Regions from separate parts of the Homo sapiens genome. Here region 2 is linked to region 1. Evidence: read pairs that join two places in POLR2A ChIA-PET (ENCODE). Cell type or tissue: Caco-2. All regions are shown on one strand. Links, peaks and the distances in the headings refer to the core of each region. The heading gives the core; the rest is flanking DNA. Region 1 overlaps PDSS2 (decaprenyl diphosphate synthase subunit 2). Region 2 overlaps PDSS2 (decaprenyl diphosphate synthase subunit 2).

Region 1 (10,860 bases), core at 3,913-7,912:
CCCTAGTAGCTGGGATTATAGGTGCCCACCACCATGCCTGGATAATTTTTGTATTTTTAGTATAACGGGGTTTTGTCGTGTTAGCCAGGTAGTCTCAAACTCCTGTCCTCAGGTGATCCGCCCACCTCAGCCTCCCAAAGCGTTGGGATTACAGGCATGAGTCACTGCGGCCAGCCAGAGCAAGATATTATTAAAATAACTTTCTCACAGGGGCCCAAAATAGGCTGATATAAAATAAATGGAATCTATATTTCAACAGCCAGCAGTCCTGAACCTCTTCCTGCCACACTGTTCGTCCCCAGAAGCCGCTGTAAATTCTACCATACACAGCAATTCCCTGAGGGCTTCATTACTAGGGTCTTTAAAAGGGATTCACTCATCTTTTTGCCTCCTGTAGGTGTGCTTCTTGTCAATCCAGGTCAAGAGAAAAGAAAGTAATTTTTTCCAAATCTTTAGCAGTTCACAGAGAATGTGTGGTTTGAACCTTGTTTTATCTTTTAAAAATGTGAAAATAGACAAGATAGTGTGCCTGTGCTCATGACACTGGAGGCCTCCTCGGACAGCTATAGTGAACACTGTAAAACAATATTCCATACAAAAGCAAAAAAAAAAAAAAAAAAAAAAAAGCCAGCACTCTGATTGAGAGGATGCACAAAGGAATTAATTCCAAAGGTTTATATACCAGTCTCTGTAGACTAAAGGCAGACAGATTCCCTGTTGGTAAGTAATGGATGTACAATGTGGTCTTTTACTTTAAGAAACAAACGTTTTTTTATAAGTCAGGTAACAAAGAAGGATTGGATGACATAAATGAACTGTTTCCAATTTCCAACTACTGTTATCTGGAGTTGAAAGCTGGATATGGGGACACCTTTTTCTAAAAGCAGAAAACTAATATTCCACAGCAGGGAGTCCAGAAATTGCTAGAGACTAATCATCTCTACTTATCAGGTTATTCTTCCCAAATGTTACAGGCTATATTTTAGAATAACTGCCATTTTTAAAGATTTCCTTTTTAAATCTTCAAGGAAAACTACCTTCCCCCGCAAACTTTTTAGTTGAAAGAATACAATGAACACTCATTTTCCCTCCACTTAGATTCAACAGTTGCTAACACCTTACCACTTCTGTTTTCCCCCTTTCTCTCCATGACCATTTATTATTTGAGAGTAAGTTTTAGACATAAGGATGCTCACCCCTAGATACTTCAGCATTTGTCCCTAAGAACACTGACATTTACTATAATAGTTAATTACTTATTTGTTTGTCTGACAGGGTCTCCCTCTGTTGCCCAGGCTAGAGTGCAGTGGCACAATCATGGTTCACTGTAGCCTTGACCTCCTGGACTCAAGAGATTCTCTAGCCTCAGCCTCCTGAATAGCTGGGATTACAGGTACACACCACCACACCTGGCTACTTTTAAAAGTTTTTAGTAGAGATGGGATCTTGCTATGTTGCCTAGCTGGTCTTGAACTCCTGGCCTCAAGCAATCCTCCCGCCTTGGCCTCCCAAAGTGCTGGGATTACAGGCATGAGCCACTGCACCCAGCCCTATAATGCTATTTAAAATACAGTTCAGGCTGGCCATCTCTGCAAAAAAAAAACAAACAAAACAAAACAAAACAAAACAAAACAGTGTGTAGTGTATGGGGATAACAGAAAGAAGGGTCACAAATCAGAAATCTACTACATCTGCTAGCCCGGAAGTTAGAGCAGCCCACTGAGTATTGGTTTGGTAGAAGCAGGCCTTGTGTTGCTCGGCTTTCTAGTTACAGAGCTGGAAAGATAGCAGAATATAAAGGAACAGGGCAGGCCTTTTCTCTGCTATCTTGGTCATTCTCTATGAATAAGAGAGCGCAGAAGGCATGTGCAAGGAAGTTAACACCATTCACACCTGGACTGCTTTGCTTGGGTACCTGATTTTACCATCTCTTTCAACTGGGAAAGCTAATCGACTTTTAGAGGCAAGCGTGGATGTCTAAGGAATTAATTTTCTCATATTCTGTTCCTTTGGTTCACTGGAGAAAAAGAAGCAACAGCAGATGTAGAAGGCTATGGTGTCCAATTTTAGAAAGGAGAGAGGCAAGGAGATACTAGATATACTAGAGTAAGGCGAGGAGATACTACTTGTATTATCTACATAACAAATCTCTCTCTGCTCAGAGGTCTTGTTATTTCTTTGTAACCTGTTTTTCTTGCTATGCTGCTCTCTTGGAATCTGGAAGAAACATGAAATTTTAAATTGCACAGTGTGACCAGGAAAAAAAATCGACTCAGGTCTCAGAAAGGCCATGATTAAGGAAATCAGGCTAATAGTAGAATTTAGTTGCTTCCTCCAGCAGCAAGTTCCCAAGGCAACGGCCATCAACCTTGATGGAGTACTTCAAACTCACCATGTCAAGAACCTAAGTTAAACCAGTCTTTCCACTTAACTTTCCTATTTCTATTAATGGCTTAATTTTTTCTGTTATCCTAGTCCAAAATCCTTGTTTTAGCCTCTGAGTGCCACTCCCCAGTCCACACCTGTCAGCCTCTCCCTATCAGATCAGTTTTCTAGTCCCATATATTTTCTCTGAAATGAGTTTTACGCTTAACCTCCTTATCTTCCCATTCTCATTGCCAACACTCTGATTGGGCTTTTCTCTTGTGCTTATCAATGGGTTTCCAAAAACTTCTTAATTGATCTCCTTGCTTTTAGTATCTCTTTGTTCCTTTCATCGTATATAATATAGCCAGATTTACCTCCCTCGCAGCTCAGACCTTGATCATATCAGGCTCAAAAACTTTCAATGTCTGCTTCATGACTTCTTCATCAAGTTGGTTTGCCATAGGCAAACATCCCAAAGTCTTTTAAAAATTTAGGTAAAATTTACATAACATAAAATTAATCATTTTAATCATTTAAAACAGTATAATTCAGTGGCATTTAGTACATTCACAATGTTATGCAATCATCACCACTAACAAGTGCCGAACATTTTTATTACCCCAGAAGGAGACCTGTACCCATTAAACAGTCTCTCCCGCTTCGCCTCTCCCCAACCCTGGGCAACCACCAGTCTTTTTTCTGTCTCTATGATTTGTCTACTCTGGATGTTTCACATAAATGGAATCATATGATATGTGGCCTTTTGCATCTGGCTTCTTTCACTTATTATAATTTTTTTTTTTTTTGAGACAGAGTCTCACTCTGTCCCCACGCTGGAGTGCAGTAGCATGATCGAGGCTCACTGCAACCTCCGCCTCCCGGGTTCAAGTGATTCTCCTGCCTCAGCCTCCCAAGTAGCTGGGACTACGGGTGCCTATTACCACACCCGGCAAATTTCTGTATTTTTAGTAGAGATGGGGTTTCACCATGTTGGCCAGGATGGTCTCGATCTCCTGACCTCGTGATCCGCCCCCCTCGGCTTCCCAAAGTGCTGGGATTACAGGCATAAGCCACCGCGCACTGCTTATAATATAATGTTTTAAAGGCCCATACATGTTGCAGCATGTATCAATACCTCATTCCTTTCCATGGCTGAGTAATATTCCATTGTATGGATATACCACATTTTGCTTCTCCATTTATCAGTTGATAGACACTGGGCTATTTCTACCTTTTGGATATTGTGAATATTGCTGATCTGAACATTCATGTACATATTTTTACATAAACCAGTCTTTTAAATATAGTTATTACTATTTCAGAGCAATTCTTCATCTGTCCCTGATACTACCCTATGTTTTTCACATTCCACCCAAATTAAGACACTTTTTTTTAATTTGACAACATTGCATGCCTGCACCTGTATCACTTTTTCATGGTTTCCTTTGCCTAGGAAGCCCCCATTCTCATCTTTGCTATCCAATCTTCTTTAAGGACTATCTCACATATTATTAATACCGACTTCATAAACCTCTTTCTTGACTTTTCCAACTGAACATCAATTGTCTTTCCTCTATGCTCCCCAAGTGGCATGAATCACAGTATTCCTTATGTTTCTATATTTATGTATTTATCTTATCTCCTCTCTACTGGGCCATAGACAACCTTTAGGCAACTTATTTCTGTATCTCCTGTAGTCAAGCACTTTGTTTCCTTAAGTGCAACAGAAAGCCTTAAGAAATATTTTAATTTAGGAGATATCTAGAGCCATTTCATAGTCTTTGTGGTCATGCATATAGTTCTTTCAAATGCCTACATTGTATACCTTCTATGATAGAGGATGATATTAATATTATTCCTTTTGAAACCACTAAAAATGTCTTAAAGAACTAGAAGAGTATCACATGTGTTATTAATGAGGAATCTGCATGTGCATTTTCTCTTTTGTTTAAGAATAGGCATGTGTTATTTTCACGCACACCAGTCTTGCCTAGCAGTCTTTGTTTTACTTTCTGAATAAGGAGCAATAGTAAGCTATCTAGGGACAAGCGAGTTACAGCTTAGCAATGGTAATTTGTAGTACACTTAAGGTATTTCATGACAGTGTCAGAATGTCACAAGCCCAAGTGACATTTCAGTACTATTAGGAATAGCCAAGAAAATCTAACCATAATTCTTATTTCTTCAGGTGACTTATAGTGGCAGCAGAAAACTAGAAGGATCATTAAAAATAAAGCTTGCTGACCTGCAATAGCCCCTGGACTCCCTGAGAGAGTCAGAGCTCTGTGGTGCTCTGAAGGATTCTACTTTCTTTTATTAGGAATCAAAATGATAACTGAGTAATGACTTCACCTCCCCAGGGTGAATAACCCATTCACTAACAGTATTTTTTCCTGATCATTATTTCTCAGCAGCTACAAATTTAAATTTAAAATTAAGGCAGGGAGAGATCTGTAGAATTTAGTATGGAGAAAATGCTCAGCAAATGTTTTTCAGCTGTTTCCGGTCTTAACTGCCTTTTGTGAAAGAGTGTGGTTGTGTGCGTGTGTGTCAACATGCACATGCATCCATAGGCCTATAGTTGTGATGGAAGAGGGCTACCTAATCCTAAGATTTTTCAGGAGAAAGGAGCTGCTGGAGAAGAGGTGGCACAGCCTGATAAGGAAAATCCCAGGGGTGCTCTTGCTCCTAGCTTCACAATGGTGCTGAACGGGTATCGAGAGTATGTCACCTCCTGGCTTCCTTGTCTAGTCAATAATTCTCAGTCTTTCCAAGCAGGAAATCAAAACAGTAGATGAGACACAAACCTGCCTGGGCAGAGTAAAGAAGTAATTTTAAATGTGGTAATAAGAAATCACAGGTGACTTCCATCATTGACAGCAAGATTTTTCTGTTTCTCAGTGTTAAAACTTGTAAAAGTTTCTTTTTTTGCGGGGGACAGAATCTCAGTCTGTCACCCAGGCTGGAGTGCACTGGTGCGATCTTGGCTCACTGCAACCTCTGCCTCCTGGGCTCAAGTGATTCTCCTGTCTCAGCCTCCCGAGTAGCTGGGATTACAGGCATGCGCCACCACGCCCAGCTAATTTTTGTATTTTTAGTACAGACCGGGTTTCACCATGTTGGACAGGCTGGTCTGGAACTGCTGACCTCAAGTGATCCGCCCACCTCGGCCTCCCAAAGTGCTGGGATTACAGGTGTGAGCCACCATGCCCGGCCTGTTTCTAATAGAGATAAATATTTTTCTTATAATGCATCTCTTGTCTAAGAGAACTAGTTCTTGGATTTATTTTAGAGCTGAAAGGGACTTTGGAAAAGATCTAGTTTAATGCCATCATTTTACAGAAAAGAATAATGGGGATATGAGAGAATGTGATTAAGTTTACTTAGATGCTAGCAGAGTCCAAATTAGAATCTAGACCAGGAGTGTCCAATCTTTTTGCTTCCCTGGACCACACTGGAAGAAGAATTGTCTTGGGCCACACATAAAACACATGAACACTAATGGTAGCTGATGAGCTAAAAAAAAAAAATTGCAAAAAAACCTTCATAATGTTTGAAGAAAGTTTATGAATTTGTGTTGGGCCACTTTCAAAACTGTTCTGGGCTGCATGCAGCTCATAAGGGCTGGACAATCTTGATCTGACCTTCCAAATCCTGGTCCTCTGTGGGCCATTTCTGTTATACCAACTTAACTCTAACAAAACCGGGCTGCCACCAAACAGTCTCAACCTGCAAGACCACACCACACTCACTTTTTGACAAATATTAATTTGGTAATTACTCCAAGTAAGCCACTGTGGCAGGTAGTATGGGTAATTCAAAGATGAATTTGCTATTATTGTTTTTTTTTTTTTTTAGACGGAGTCTTGTTCTATCGCCCAGGCTCGAGTGCAGTGGCGCGATCTCAGCTGACTGCAACCTCCGCTTCCTGGGTTCAAGTGATTCTCCTGCCTTAGCCTCCCGAGTAGCTGGGACTACAGGCGCCCGCCACTGTGCCCGACTAATTTTTTGTATTTTTACTAGAGACGGGGTTTCACCATGTTAGCCAGGATGGTCTCGATTTCCTGACCTCGTGATCCGCCTGCCTCGGCCTCCCAAAGTGCTGGGATTACAGGCATGAGCCACCACACCCGGCCTGAGTTTGCTATTATTGTTAAGGATCTTGCAATCAAATTCAAAACTGAAGGAGAGGGCTTTAGGGGAGGGAAGGAAAGGATCTCAAAGATATCCAGGAGGGTAAATAACATGAAAAAATCAGAAAGAGAACTAATTTCAGGATTAATAAGCAACCTCCTTGAGATTTAGGGTGGAATGTCTCTCCTAGGTGTTATGCAAATTGTGTTCCCTATTTCTGACTAGGAGGCATTCACAGAACAAGATGGTTATCTTATAAAGCTTTACATAAAAATGTACATTACAATTTAGAAGATTAAAATAAACTCAGTAAAGTGTCTTTTTTTTTTTTTTTTTTTGTGAGACAGAGTCTCACTCTGCTGGCCAGGATGGAGTGCAGTTGTGCAATCAGCTCACTGCAACCTCTGCCTCCAGTGTTCAAGTGATTCTAGGGCCTCAGCCTCCTGAGTAGCTGGGATTACAGGCCCGGGCCACCATGCCTGGCTAACTTTTGTATTTTTAATAGAGATGGGGTTTCGCCATGTTGGCCAGGCTGGTCTCAAACTCCTGACCTCAAGTGATCTGCCCACCTCGGCTTCTCAAAGTGCTGGGATTACAGGCATGAGCCACCATGTCCAGCCATTATTTTTATTTTTAAAAATGTGTTAATTTTCTTACCTCTGTTTTTAGTTTTCTCTGTCTATGACTTGTTTTTTTTTTTTTTTTTTTTTTTATGAAACAGAGTTTCACTCTTGTTGCCCAGGCTGGAGTACGGTGGCGCAATCTTGGCTCAATGCAACCTCTGCATCCTGGGTTCAAGGGATTCTCCTGCCTCAGCCTCCCGAGTAGCTGGGATTAGAGACATGAGTCACCAAGCCTGGCTAATTTTTTGTATTTAGTAGAGACGGGGTTTCACCATGTTGGTCAGGCTGGTCTCGAACTCCTGACCTCTGGTGATCCACCTGCCTCGGCCTCCCAAAGTGCTGGGATTACAGGTGTAAGCCACCATGCCTGGCCTTTTTTTTTTTTTTTTTTTTTTTTTTTTTTAAAGACAGTCTCACTGTGTCGCTCAGACTGGAGTGCAGTGGCTCCATCTTGGCTCACTGCAACCTCTACCTCCCAGGTTCAAGTGATTCTTGTGCCTCAGCCACCTGAGAAGCTGAGATTACAGGCGTGCACCACCACACCCAGCTACTTTTTGTATTTTCAGTAGAGACAGGGTTTTACCATGTTGGCCAGGCTGGTCTTGAGTTCCTGACCTCAAGTGATCCACCCCCTTGGCCTCCCAAGTGCTCAGATTACTGGGATTACAGACATGAGCCACCACACCTGGCCTGTGACTTTTTTTTTTTTTTTTGGGGACGGAGTTTAGCTCTTGTCGCTCAGGCTAGAGTGCAATGGCGCAATCTCGCTCACTGCAGCCTCTGCCTTATAGGTGTGCACCACCACGCCCAGCTAATTTTTGTATTTTTAGCAGAGACAGCGTTTCACCATGTTGGCCAGGCTGGTCTCGAACTCCTGACCTCAGGCGATCCACTTGCCTTGGCCTCCCAAAGTGTTGGGATTACAGGTGTGAGCCACTGTGCCCAGCCTGGCCTGTGACTCTTAATAGATACAAGGTTTCCTGAAAGAGTCCTTAGTTTTCTTATTTTTTTTCTTTTTTTAAAAAATCATCTTTTTTGTCCACTTTTCTGGGAGATTTTTTCATTTGTATCTTCCATTCTTCTGATTAAAAAATTCTGCAATCATATTTTTATATTTTATAATTCTAATTTTTATTCTTGAATTGTCCTTTTTAATGGATCATCTATTATTATACCATGGATTTAATATCCTTCCTTGTCAAGTATATTGATTATAGTGCTTTGAAAAACATCTGCCTTTGATTGCATTGTCTCTATTTCCGCTAAGTTCCCTTTTTATCAGTTTGTTTTTGACTTGCTGTTTCGTGGAAGCAGCTTTTCTCAAATGCCCAGTGGTCCTCTTTTCCTATTCTGCTTCAGAGTAAGGCAGCAGATATTCTGGGCACTTAGATCCTCTGAGGCTTGTCAAGTGGTGGGTCTTGCTGTAGGAGGACTGCTCAGGGATATGCCATGTTTACTGAGGAGGCCCCAAATATCCACATCTGCAAGGCTTTTTCTCCTGAGTTTGACAGTTTCTTCAGAAAGAAATCCTCCAGTTTTCTACTTGGTGAATATGAGGAATTTTAAGTTGGCAGCCAGCATTTTGAGAATCAATAAGGGTTGGGAGGAGGGAAATCTTTCAGAACGCAGATACTCACTTAGGCTCTAAGCTTTTTTTTTTTTTTTTTTTTAAATTTCAAAAACTTTAATTTTGTAGAGATGAGGTTTCACTATGTTGTTGGTCTTGAACTCAAGAGCTCAAGTGATCCTCCTGCCTTGGCATCTCAAAGTGCTGGGATTACAGGCATGAGCCACTGCGCCCACCCATGCTCTCTCCTTTAAGGATGGTGGCTACCCCCACCCTCAGCTGTGCCTGGTTTCTCTGTCCAGAGCCTCAGATTAACCCAACCAATTACAGCCACGAAGTTAAATAAATTCCAAGAGGCTTTGGCTAAAAAGGCAAGAAGTTTTGCACTAGAGTTTCTGAATTAAAAGAAAACCAAAAAAGTTCCCTCTCATCTGCCAAAATGAGAAATTCACCCAATTCAAGCCCCTTTACCCCTCCCACTTCGCCATGCTTTTTTCCCCCCCGCTTTGATAATGCCTCAGAACAAGTATTCAGGGTCCAAGTTTGTTTTAAAATAACCCAATGAGCTGACAGACGGAGCTCCTGGAATTCTGCAGCTTGTGCGAGAGTCCACAGATGGGAAATTGCAGTCAGTTATAGGGTGGTGCTATTACCATAGCCCAATTTTTGAAAGCCTTTAGAAAAAAAAAGTCATCTGAGTTAATTAGCATTCACCACAGGCACTAGTTTTGTGTTGCAGTATTCTAAGAACTCAGATAATAGAAAAATTCAGTACTGCAATCTCTAACTTTAACTAATCTTTTACCTCTTAAAAACGAAGATTACAAAGAAAGGATTTTACCTGTTACGTGAATATGCCTAAGGCTCATCTATAGCCATATATCACCAAGAAATATCAATTATGTTCTAAAATCCACTAATTACTACTGGTACCTAAAACAGGAGTAATTTCATTTTACCTCTCCGATCTGTTTAATCCACAAATCTCTTCCAAGAAATTCCTGATGTAAGACTACAGGAGCTGAGTTTAGATTAAAAGTCATGGAGTCACTGGTCTTTTCTTTAATAAAAGGCTGGACATCAGAATTTATCTACAAGAAGCAATTAAATGAGTAAATTAGTGAAATGTATATACACTAGTATGTTTTAGTTATATTCAGAAAGTACCAGTTAATGCAGTGAAATATGAAGCTTAAGGAATGCAGTTTTTAGATATACTTTAATAAACAAAAGAATATTTCAGGCCAGGTGCAGTGGCTTACGCCTGTAATCTCAGCAGTTTGGGAGGCTGGGATGGGTGGATCACCTGAGGTCAGGAGTTTGAGACCAGCCTGGTCAAAATGGCGAAACCCCATCTCTACTAAAAAAACAAAAATTGGGGGGGGTTTGCACACACATTCCAGCTACTAGGGAGGCTGAAGCAGGAGAATCGCTTGAACCTGGGAGACAGAGGTTGCAGTGAGCCGAGATTGCGCCACTGCACTCCCCTCTGGGCGAGAGCAAAACTCCGTCTCAAAAAAAAAAAAAAAAATTTCAGATGATTAACAATAACCTGTAAAATTCTCCAGAATTATTCCCTAATACATTCCTTTTCTAGTGGGTGGTGGTCTTTATTTTACTTTTTAAGTTAAAGGAAAAGATTTAGATAAAGATTTAATAAATAGAATTGCTTAATAAACTAATCTAAGATTAAATAAAATATGCAAAAAGCTCACCTGGAGATATTATATATGTATATATTCCCCCCCTTATGAACTATTTAAGTAACATCTGAATAGTATATATTAAATTAAATTTAAAATTATATATATAGAGAGAGGCAACAACACAGCAGCTAATCTTGGGATATTTTAGATTTCATATGCCCATTCAAAGAATTAGTTATTAAAATTAAAGCTTTCAATTTTATTCACTATATTTCTGAATTTTATTAACTTTTCATAACATGTTTTATATAAAGAGCTATAAGGGGCCAGGCGTGGTGGCTCACACCTGTAATCCCAGCACTTTGGGAGGCCAAGGCGGGCAGATCACGAGGTCAGGAATTCGAGACCATCCTGACCAACATGGTGAAACCTCGTCTCTACTAAAAATACAAAAATTAGCCAGGCGTGGTGGCATGTGCCTGTAATCCCAGCTACTCAGGAGGCTGAGGCAGGAGAATCGCTT
Region 2 (10,860 bases), core at 3,103-7,102, 130 kb after region 1:
GAACCTGGGTGGTGGAGGTTGCAGTGAGCCGAGATCATGCCATTGCACTACATTCTGGGTGACAGAGCAGGGCTCTGTCTCAAAAAAAAAAAAAAGTAGTTGTTTTACAGATAGAATTGGTATGCTTTAAAATTGGTCAGTATCCATTATGTATCCTGGCAAATAGACCATCTAAAAAGAAGAAATGCCAACGATGACTTTACTTCTCATTCAATTACTCATTTAATGTTTTTTCATTCTTGCATATTCTACTTGTACCTGAATTGATCTCTATAGCAAACAGATTAGAGACAGAGCAAGGTGGGTAAAAAGAAGGTGGCTACACTTCTATAAATGAATATGTGTGTCCCAGGACACTGCAGATCTTTAATTCAATTCAGTGTTTTTTTCCTCAGATTGGCAGGTGTGTCTCGCAGTTGGATGTGGTCCAGCAGGTCCCTATGCTGCAATTCTGAAGCAGTGGGAACATCATCATTGCACTGGGTCCCCAGCAGCAGCATATTCTCTACCCACTGCTGCTTAGAGGAAATGGAGTTAAGGGTAACACAAACTCAGGAGAGTCTAAAACCTATCAGTAAAACTTCAAGACTTATAGATACCAGAATTGAAGCTGCAGATAACAGAGGTGGGCAAAGAAAGTGTAGTAGAAAAAGGAATTGGTTGAAATATGAAGGAAAAATAAAATAAACTTTTGATGAGACTTAAAAAATTTCCCTGGACAGGGCCAGGCAGGCTGGGGTGCAGTGGCACGAACCTGGCTCACTGCAACCTCCACCTCCCAGGTTCAAGCAATTCTCTGCCTCAGTCTCCTGAATAGCAGGGATTACAGGCGCCCACCATCATGCCCAGCTAATTTTTTTGTATTTTTAGTAGAGACAGGGTTTCACCGCCTTGGCCAGGCTGGTCTTGAACTCCTGACCTTGTGATCCACCTGCCTCGGCCTCCCAAAGTGCTGGGATTACAGGCATGAGCCATGGTGCCCGGTCAACACTTTTCTTTTCCTTCTTTAAATATATTATATTGCTTCACATAATAACTAGCTTAAAAATTAAGATTGTTTCATGAAGAATGCTTTAGAATCTGGTTATAGCTCACATCCTGAACTACAGGTTGCAAAGGACATAATAAACTGCCATCCCTTTAAGTCATCGTCCATGTTAAACTACTCTGTAAGACTTACACTGTAAAACATGTGTTTCAAATGTTTGCGTCAGTCTAAAACACTTATGTTATACAGAAGATCCAGTCATCCAGATAGAGATTTAAATGAATACTATGTCCAAGGCATTGGTGAGTTGTAAAGGTATACAAAGCTAAGTGCCTACTCTGAAGGAGTGGGAAATCTAATAAAGACCATGAAGCAGCATGACTGGGGTCTGGAATGGCAATAATAAACCACATTTGGAAGCATATTCTATGTATGAGGCACTGTTCTAAGGGTTCTCGATGTATTAACTTATTTAATCCACTTAATAGACATGAGGCACAGAGAGGTTATCTAACTTGTCTGGGGTCACACAGCTAGTAAGTGATGAAACAAGGATTTGAACCCAGACAATTTATAACCAATATACATATTTCTTCCTCTACTTGACTACTTAATGTGGGACCTCGGAAAGTTACTTCACCTGAGTCTCAGTTTTCTCATTGGTGAAACTGTTTTCTTTTCTTTTCTTTTTTATTTTAGTAGAGATGGGGTTTCACCACGTTGGCCAGGCTGGTCTCGAACTCCTGACCTCAAATGATCCACCCACCTCAGCCTCCCAAAGTGCTGGGTTTACAGGTGTGAGCCACCGTGCCCAGCCTGAAACTGTTATTTCTGCCTCACAGAGTTCTCATTAGGATTCAAAGTTAGGCATGCTGATACAGAGAAACATTTACCAAACTTTTGCCGCTTTCCACAAGGTGTACTACTACTGACAGGGACCAATGGGTTCTGTAGTCAAATGACTGGGAAACAATATCTCAGAGTCATGATACATAAATCCGTACCTAACTCCTAAGAATTCTCAAATGAAGGAATCTCTCTAACTCTGTTTAACCTGGCATGCCCACACTTATTTGATCCCAGAACCTTTTGTCCCACTGAACACCTAGTTACAACTTAAGCTCTGGAAGAAAAATTGGTAAATGCTAACAAGAAAAAGGCATGAAATCAAAGGACCCAGTGGGTTCAGGTCTGGCTCAGCCAATTTTTAACTGCTTGCTATGGGCAACAGCTCCAACCCCTCTCCATGTCTCTGCTTTCCCTCTCAGCTTTTGCCTAGACGACTTCACTAATTCCCTGGCTGACTCTCTATCTTGGACCTCACCTCTCAGGGTCACCTTCTAAGCGTCAGCTAATTATGTTCCATAGCACAGATACAGTAACATGACCCCTTTTGCTTAAACACCTTTTTGATAATAGCTAAGAATAAGAGCAAACACTTACAGAATGCTTACTATGCCATGCAGTATTCTACTCACTCGTTTAATTCTGAAAACCATTCTGTGAAGTACATACTGAGGTGCGGCTAGCAGGTGGTGCAGTCAGCTTCCAGATTCCAAGTCCACTCTGCTGCCTCTTGAACTCCCCACAATTTATCCAGGATATCGCCCTAATTCCTCAGGCCCTTCACAGTGTGACTTCAACCTTTCCTTTCCACCTCATCTTCATTCCCTGCTTCTCATATATGAGTTTCTAGGGCTGTGAGGCTGGCCTGTAGATGGCTGCCTTCAGTTCACAGGGCATTCTCCCTGTATATGCATATCTATGTCCAAATTTCCCCTTTTTATAAGGATGCCAGTTATATTGAGTTAGGGCCTATTCTAATGACCTCATTTTGACTTGATTAGCTCTGTAAAGATCCTTTCTCCTAATAAGGTCACATTGTGAGGTACTAGGGGTTAGGACTTCAACACATGAATTTTGGGAGGGTAAAATTCAATCCATAATACCTGCATACATAATGAAGCTAGTCTCTTTTCCATAAATTCATACAATCATGTAACAGTTATGTACTGAGTGCCTATTAATTACAATGTTGGTACTGTTCTGGGCCCTGCTAGGTACTTCTATACCCCACGTCTTTGTGAGGTATAGAAGCAGGGTGCAGTGGCGGGCGCCTGTAATCCCAGCTACTTGGGTAGCTCAGGCAGGAGAATTGCTTGAAACTGGGAGGCAGTGGCTTCAGTGAGCCGAGACTGCATCACTTCACTCCAGCCTAGGTGATAGAGCGAGACTCTGTCTCAAAAAAAAAAAAAAAAAGGAAAAAGGTAACATTTGCTGCTGTCAACAGATAAACCCTAAAATTTAAGTGGCTTAACAAATAGATTTTTCTTCTCATACATCTAGTCTGTATGGATGTTCCTGATGGGCAGGTGACTTTCCTTCAAGAGTGATTCAGGGACACAGGCAACTTTCATCTTGAATGGGTCACTTCCCAGATCATCTGCTTAAGGAGTATTACAGATGCAACATTTTTATGGCCAGGAAATAGTAAATATCACTTCTACTCCTACTCTATTGGCTAGATCTCAGTCACATGGCCAGCCACCTGCATGGGAAGCTGAGAAATGTAGTCTAGCCGGGTACTCAAGAAGAAAAGAAAGTGCGTTTGGCATACTTGCTTCAGTCTCTTCTACCAGTTAAGGTGCTGGGAAACTTCAGGAAATGAAAGTAGAGTGCAAATATGTTCAGTCTGTGGTCTGCTTTTAACTACTAGTTAGAAGAGAAGATTGAGTCAGTTCTTGATAAAACAACCGAGAAAGTGGAACCATCAGCCAAAATATTCACGTGAATTTCTGTAAACTTAATAATCATATCATGAGAAAAATCTATAGTTTTTAATATGCATTATATATTGTAATAAACTATCTTTTGTACACAAAATAAAACTATGCTATTACTAATAGAATGGGAAGTTGTAAACATTTTCTTGATTGTAGCTAGGGATAACTGTAAATTTAGTAATACTTGACTGGCTTTGCAACCAATTTTTTAAAAGTCAAGGTTAGTGGAATAAACCTAAAGTTCACAGTCTTGTTGGCAAAAGGCTATGGCGAATGTTTACAGTACATTTTTATAAATGTGGCTTTCTTGCCCGATTTTCAAAATGTAGTTATTACATTTTAGCCTAAATTCTGCCTCTCCTGGCTGTTATATGATTAGTTCACTAGACATCCACAGCACCAATTATATCCTTAGGCCAAACAAAAGAGATCACCTAACTCCCATTTGGTCCTTCAGGTAATTTACTCAGGTCCCGTTATCTGATATCAAAGTCAAGTTTTATGAGAGAAAAAATACCAACAAGGTAAATCCCAGTAGTTTGGAGGTGAATTAAAAAGCTCCCAAATTAGTACTTCCCTCAAATGTTAAATAATTCACTGTAGCATTATAGATACAAGACTCCAGCAAAAGTTACACTTGAACAATTAAGGAAGCAAGAGCTAAACAAATGACTTCAGGGGTAGAGAAACAAATTAATGGTTTCTCATAGCACTATACCAAATTACTTTTTCACATTAACAAGTGTGTAAAACACCCAAACACCCCCAATGACCTACTAGATGAAGTTTGATTATAGAAAATAGCCTGGGTTTACATGCCAGGATTATTCCCTAAATGTAACTGTGGATTCTATACACTTGAGTATAAAGCCCATTTATGTTATTTGGAAAGGTTTCATGTTCACAACGTACCCCTACTCTTTTCCAAAGTTCTTTTAGTCAAATTGCTTGGATTATAATGACCATCTGCCAACATGTTATGTGAAGGACCAAAAGCAATGAAATTGTTTCCTAGAGGCTAGACAAGAATTAGAAACACAAGGTTACATCACAGTGCACCATGTGCATACAGATTAATAGCTCCTGCTGAGTAGAAAGAGTATACACTTTGAGATAAAAATGGGATTTCAATCCCAACTCTATCACTTTCTAGCTAAAATATTTCAGATAAGTCAACCTGAGTATTAGCAATCTCTTCTGTAAAATAGGAATAACTTACTTATGTAACAAATATTTATTGAATATTTACTATGTATCAAGTAGTATTTTGCAAGGATTATTTTAGGATTAGAGATAAAAAAAATAGTAGGTGCTCATTATCTGTATGTGTGGTTATCCAAATATACAAGCAGATGACTAATAAGAAAGGGTCAAAGTCAGCAGACTGAAAATCAATGGAATTCCTAACCGAAAACAGAGATATATGGGATACAAGGCAATGTGAGGTCCATTTGCTTTCCAGGGACTAACAGGTAGTTAGTACTCACTCTAAATTTTTATATATTTTCTCTAGTTATCTCAACTAAACTTAGCCAAGAGTTTTCTACAAAATTTATAAGGTAAACTTTTTTTTTTTTTTTTGAGACAGGGTCTCATTCTGTTGCCCAGGTTGGAATGCAATGGCGCAATCTTAGCTCACTGCAACCTCTGACTCCAAGGCTCAAGCGATCCTTCCACCTCAGCCTCCTGAATAGCTGGGACTACAGGCACATGCCACCATGTCTGGCTAATTTTTTATATTTTTTGTAGCGACTGGGTTTCTCCATGTTGCCCAGGCTGGTCTTGAACTCCTGGACTCACATTATCCATCTGCCTCAGCCTCCCAAAGTGCTGGGATTATGGGCATCAGCCATCACACCTGGCCTGTAAGGTAAACTTTTGAGCTCTAACTCAAGCAGGTTTTGGGAAAGGATGTAGATGTACTAAAGATGTGCCAAAGAGTTTTCCATTTAAAAGTTTTTAAAGATATGCTTACAAGATGACTTTTTTTAACATACTAATTTAATGCTAGTCTGATCTATAACTGAAATACATATATATTTTGAAATAGATTAGAAAGGTAGAATGTAATCAAGAAAAAAAAAACCAACAATGAGGTTTGGAGGGAACATGAGAACTACAGTTAGAGCTTCAACTCTCCCCATTACCAGTTGTGTCACCAGAAAAAGCCTCAAAATTTTTGAATCTGTTTTCTTGAGTAAAATAAGCTTAACAACTCTTACTATGGCATTATTATAAGAACCAAATGGAATAGCTGTCATAAAAATGCTTAGTAACCTAAAAGCACTAAACAAATATGAACCATTTCAGAGTGAATAGGTGATCACAAGACATCCCTTATAGTGAAGGGTATTTGTATGGATGAATGGTAAAAGGTTTACAAAAAATTATATTGGCTGGAGGAATGGGCATTTGTAGTCACAACAGTAATCATTTCGCTTGCTTGCTAATGAGGAAGGATCATTGAATTTCTGGCTGGCAAGCAACAGTAATCCCTAAATATTATGGAACAGAAAACATTTATGGACAAGACCACTAGAAATAAAATTTAAAAAAAATAGATTTATTTTTAAAGTAAATCAACAAGGTCAATTAGCCATAAGTCAAAGTTCCTAGAAATGCTTCTTCTTGTGAGGAAAATTTCTTTATCACCCATATTGTTAGGCTGGTTTTAATTTCATATGCCAAAGTCTACCTGTTGATTGTTACATCTATACAGGCTTTTAATACAGTGCCAAGCATATTGCTAGAATTAAGTAAAATTATTGCTGACATACTGTTACTAAAAATATATCCAGTGATTTTTTTAAACAAAACTGAAAATTTTAAGTTTATTTTATATGCAGCAAAAAATGAGTAATACATACTTACAAATTTGTTTTTTAATCTAAATACATGAGATGTAAAAATTTTTTAATCCAATAACCAGTAAAAAAGTAGACTACAGCTCTTAAAATGACAGTAGCATCAATCTTTATACAATGAGGTATTATTTTATCTTATTTTATTTTGAGATAGAGTCTTGCTCTGTTACCCAGGCTGGAGGGCAGTGACACGATTAGGGCTTACTGCAGGCTTAACCTCCCTGGCCTCAAGCAATCCTCCTGCTTTAGTCTCCTGAGTAACAGGGACTACAGGCACATACCACCACAACTAGCTAATTTTTAAATTTTTTGTAGAGATGAGGGCTCACCATGTTGTCCAGGCTGGTCTCAAACTCTTGGTCTCAAGTGATCCACCAGGCTTGGCCTCCTAAAGTGCTAGAATTACAGGTGTGAGCCACTGTGCCCGGCCAACAAGGTGTCATTTTGAGTAGATTTAAAAATCATAGATCCTGAACTAAGTGGCACAGAGGTCTCTACAGAGACACAACAATACATAATAAGGGGAGGGAGAAGTGATGAACAGAAAATTTTAAATGCCCAAAGTAGAAAGGAAAGTATTTCACACAAATGTGTGAAGAAATTTACCAGAGTTATGTGTAGAGTTGGCCAAGACTATCACTTATTATGAACAATAAAAATCCATTTTTAACCTTATATTTTAATCTATCTTTGAATCAGAGAATGACAAAGAATGGTGATTTCCACTGACCTCTGTCCAGTAAAAGAAAACACGATGTAGAGAGCAATGTCAAAAGACTAAATTCTTCTTACCATGAGTAGATCCCACTGACCATGTCATAGTTCTGACATGAAGTGTTCACGCTGCTGGGCCCAGCTGCTTTAGAGATAAGGAGCACCACCAAGCCCCTCAACTGGAGGCTATTCCAGCTGTCATGTACAAGCCCCCTGCCAACAAGCAAAGAAGGAAGAGGATTAATATACCCTCACGAGATCATCAGATAACTTAGAAAACTGCTACAAAGATGCCCACACTTCTAAAACTGGACAATGAGACTTACTGAAAAGAAACAGGGTCAGGGAGGAAAATTAATGTGAGGATGCCATGAGTTCAGGAAACAACTAGAGAAATCTACGGCTGCGTTGTTGTTGTTGTTGTTGTTGTTGTTGTTTTTGAGACAGGGTTTTGCTCTGTCACCCAGGCTGAGTGCAGTGGCACAATCTCAACTCACTGCAGCCTCAACCTCCCGGTCCTAAGCGATCCTCCCACCTCAGTCTCCCTAGTAGCTGGAACTTTAGGTATGCACCACGATGCTCAGCTAATTAAAAAAAAAAAAAAAAAACGTAGAGTCAGAGTCTTGCTATGTTGCCCAGACTGGTCTTGAACTCCTGGACACAAGCAATCTTTCTGCCTTAGCCTCCCAAAGTGCTGGGATTACAGGCGTGACCCACCATGCCCAGCCCATGGCCAGTTTTAAAAGCGACAATCTCGCTGGTGGCAGTGGCTCAGGTCTGTAATCCCAGTGCTTTGGGGGGCCAAGGTGGTCAGATGAGCCTAGGAGCTTGAGACCATCCCAGACAAGATGGTGAAACCCCGTCCTTACAAAAAATAGAAAAATAAGCTGGGCATGGTGGCATGTGCCTGTAGTCTCAGCTACTCAGGAGGCTGACGACGGAGAATGATTTGAGCCCAGGGTTGGGGGGGTGCTGAGGCTGCAGTGAGCCATGATGGCGCCACTGCACTCCAGATGGGGAGACGGATTGAGACTCTGTTTCCAAAAAAAAAAAAAAAAAAAAAAAGTGACAATCTCACATTTGAGGCTTCCTCATTTGCTCTCTCCTCTTTCTGGGTCTCCCCGCTGTCTATACCCTATCTCACAATCTTAATCATTTGCTCTGGTAACAAGAAGAACCCATAGTTTTAAACCGGTTTGTGACAGTTGAAAGAAACTGACATATAAATCACATTGCTTGGATGAAGTGATACTATTTGGTGATGACGGTGGTAAACAGTAGTAAAAAATGATTTGTTTTCACAGGTAGAGAAGGAGCTCAGAGAATGAAAGGATTAAACCAAATTCAAAAGACGCAGAAATTTGATAAGTAAATGAAAGTGAATGCCATCAGCAAAAATGTTGCTTATTACTTACAAACATTATAATTCTAGGCAACAACAAGGCTTTAACTTAGAATGTGGCATATCTTTTGACATGAGGACTGAATTTTTATAATTTCTGCTATACCTGAGGCTAGAAATACTTCCCAGGAATACATTTTCTTTTTAAAGTATTACAAATGGTTGTCATTCAAGAACTAAATGGCATTGTTTTAAAAAATTAGAAAACTATGGGCAATATATTACAGTAAAGTCATATTGAGAACAATGCTCATGAGCACTAATCAAATAGATTACAGCATATATAAATAATATACAAATATAGCTCTCGAATGCAGTAAGAAAACAAAAATTAGTGTTATAATACTTGACTGAATTATCAAGGCTTCCTTGTTGAGTTTTTGAACAAAGAATCAATTTAAGTTAATTAAGGTAACATAGCCAAAAATAATGAATTAGTCCATTACTTAAGAAAAATCTTGGTTGGGTATGGTGGCTCATGCCCGGGGTGGGGGGGGTGGGGGGTGGGGCATCACCTGAGGTCAGGGGTTCGAGACCAGCCCGGCCAACATGGCGAAACTCCGTCTCTACTAAAAATACAAAAATTACCCAGGCGTGGTGGCAGGTACCTGTAATCTCAGCTACTCAGGGGGCTGAGGCAGGAGAATCGCTTGAATCCAGGAGGTAGAGGTTGCAGTGAATTGAGATCGAGCCACTGCACTCCCAGCTTGGGTGACAGAGCGAGATTCCGTCTCAGAAAAAAAAAAAAAAAAAAAGGAAAATCTTTGCCCCTCCAGTCTCCAAACAGAAATTTTTAAAAGGGGCCCCTTTTACCTTTCATTAGTTTCAAAATAAGACAAATCATTAGGTTCTCTGCAAAGTAACAGCTATAGCTTTCTCTGCTTATATTCTGTCCTTAACCAAGTAGGCAATCTTCATCAAGATAAAAGGGTTTAAACTGATTTTTAAAAAGAAATTCTAATTTCCTAGGAAAAGGAAGTTAAAGTAATACAGTTACATCACAACAGAAACAAATAATCATCAGAAATGTCCCAAACTCTTTACTGTCATGTAACAATCTGCTTAAATCCTATGAACCTGAATTTTACGGCGGTTAAGAGGCATCCTATTACAGAACACAAAAATGTTAAAAGAAGAGCTTTTTAAATTTTTTTTTGCTTTGAATTACAACTTTTAACTTAGGCTACTAGATTCTTATTTATGTATTACCTATAGTGAATCTTTATTCTTCCTTTCTTTTATAATAAAGAGAAGGTCTGAATTGGCTTTCAATTCTAGAAAAGGAAAAGAAAAAGAGGTGTGTGGTGTGTGTGTGTGTGTGTGTGTGTGTGTGTGTGTGTGTGTGTGTGTGTGTGTGTGTTCGGGGCTGGGCCTGGTCAGGGATTAAGGATATGATTCAGCAAGAACTCTAAGAGGTGAACCTTGAGACAAGTCTGACCAAATCACACAGATTTAACAGCCCTGACAACAGTTTTAACAATATCTTCAAACTTCTCAGAAATAGGACCTTTCACATACCACACACACACACACACACACACACACACACACACACAAATAATAATAATAGCAGCAGCAAACACTTATATTGTGGTTTATACATTGCTTTCTATATGTCAGAAACTGTTCTACATGTTTTACTATATATTAACTAAATTAATTCACAATGCTAAGAGGAGGGTACTACAATTATCCTGATTTTACAGATGGGGAATGAGGCACAGAGAGAAATCAAGTAACTTGTCTAAGGTACCATACCTGGTAGGTGGCAGAACCATGACAGAGCCAGGATTTGATCCCAGGCCAACAGGCTCTAGAGTCTACATACACTTTTAAACATTATGCTATGTAGTGATGCTCCATCTGCTTCCTTTGTACAAAACCATTTGCTACATCAAATTAGAACAGTTGGCTTTAGAACCAGACAAGCCTAGGTCTGAAAAAGTCTTCTGTTATTTACTAGCTGTGAGTGTGACTCTAAGGCTATGACCTCTTGTATAAAATGAGGGTAACAATGTCTACTTTTCATAGTCATTGTATGGAAGAGACAACATAGGTCAAAGTACATAACACTGTGGAAGCACATGGTTGGTGATCAAGTAATCAGTA

What was found. ChIA-PET counts read pairs that join two places held together with the same protein. Peaks named below come from ENCODE experiments on the same cell type or tissue, not always from the same donor. Only the 100,000 strongest peaks of a DNase experiment are listed, where the experiment ranks them.
Region 2: POLR2A ChIA-PET joins it to region 1 with 5 read pairs; 3 of 35 experiments call an interaction of 5 or more read pairs at or near these places.

The regions. Positions count from the first base shown.
Region 1 is chr6:107,200,789-107,211,648 of GRCh38, forward strand. PDSS2 (decaprenyl diphosphate synthase subunit 2) reads right to left here. Exons shown (of 8, transcript NM_020381.4): 6 at 9,651-9,782. Among named protein-coding and RNA genes, the nearest start is that of BEND3, 91 kb to the left of the region's middle. In Caco-2, for the core only: no CTCF peak of the experiment used is centred there; no DNase peak of the experiment used is centred there.
Region 2 is chr6:107,326,771-107,337,630 of GRCh38, forward strand. It overlaps PDSS2 (decaprenyl diphosphate synthase subunit 2), which reads right to left. Exons shown (of 8, transcript NM_020381.4): 2 at 7,428-7,562. Among named protein-coding and RNA genes, the nearest start is that of PDSS2, 130 kb to the right of the region's middle. In Caco-2, for the core only: no CTCF peak of the experiment used is centred there; a DNase peak (open chromatin) is centred at 5,421.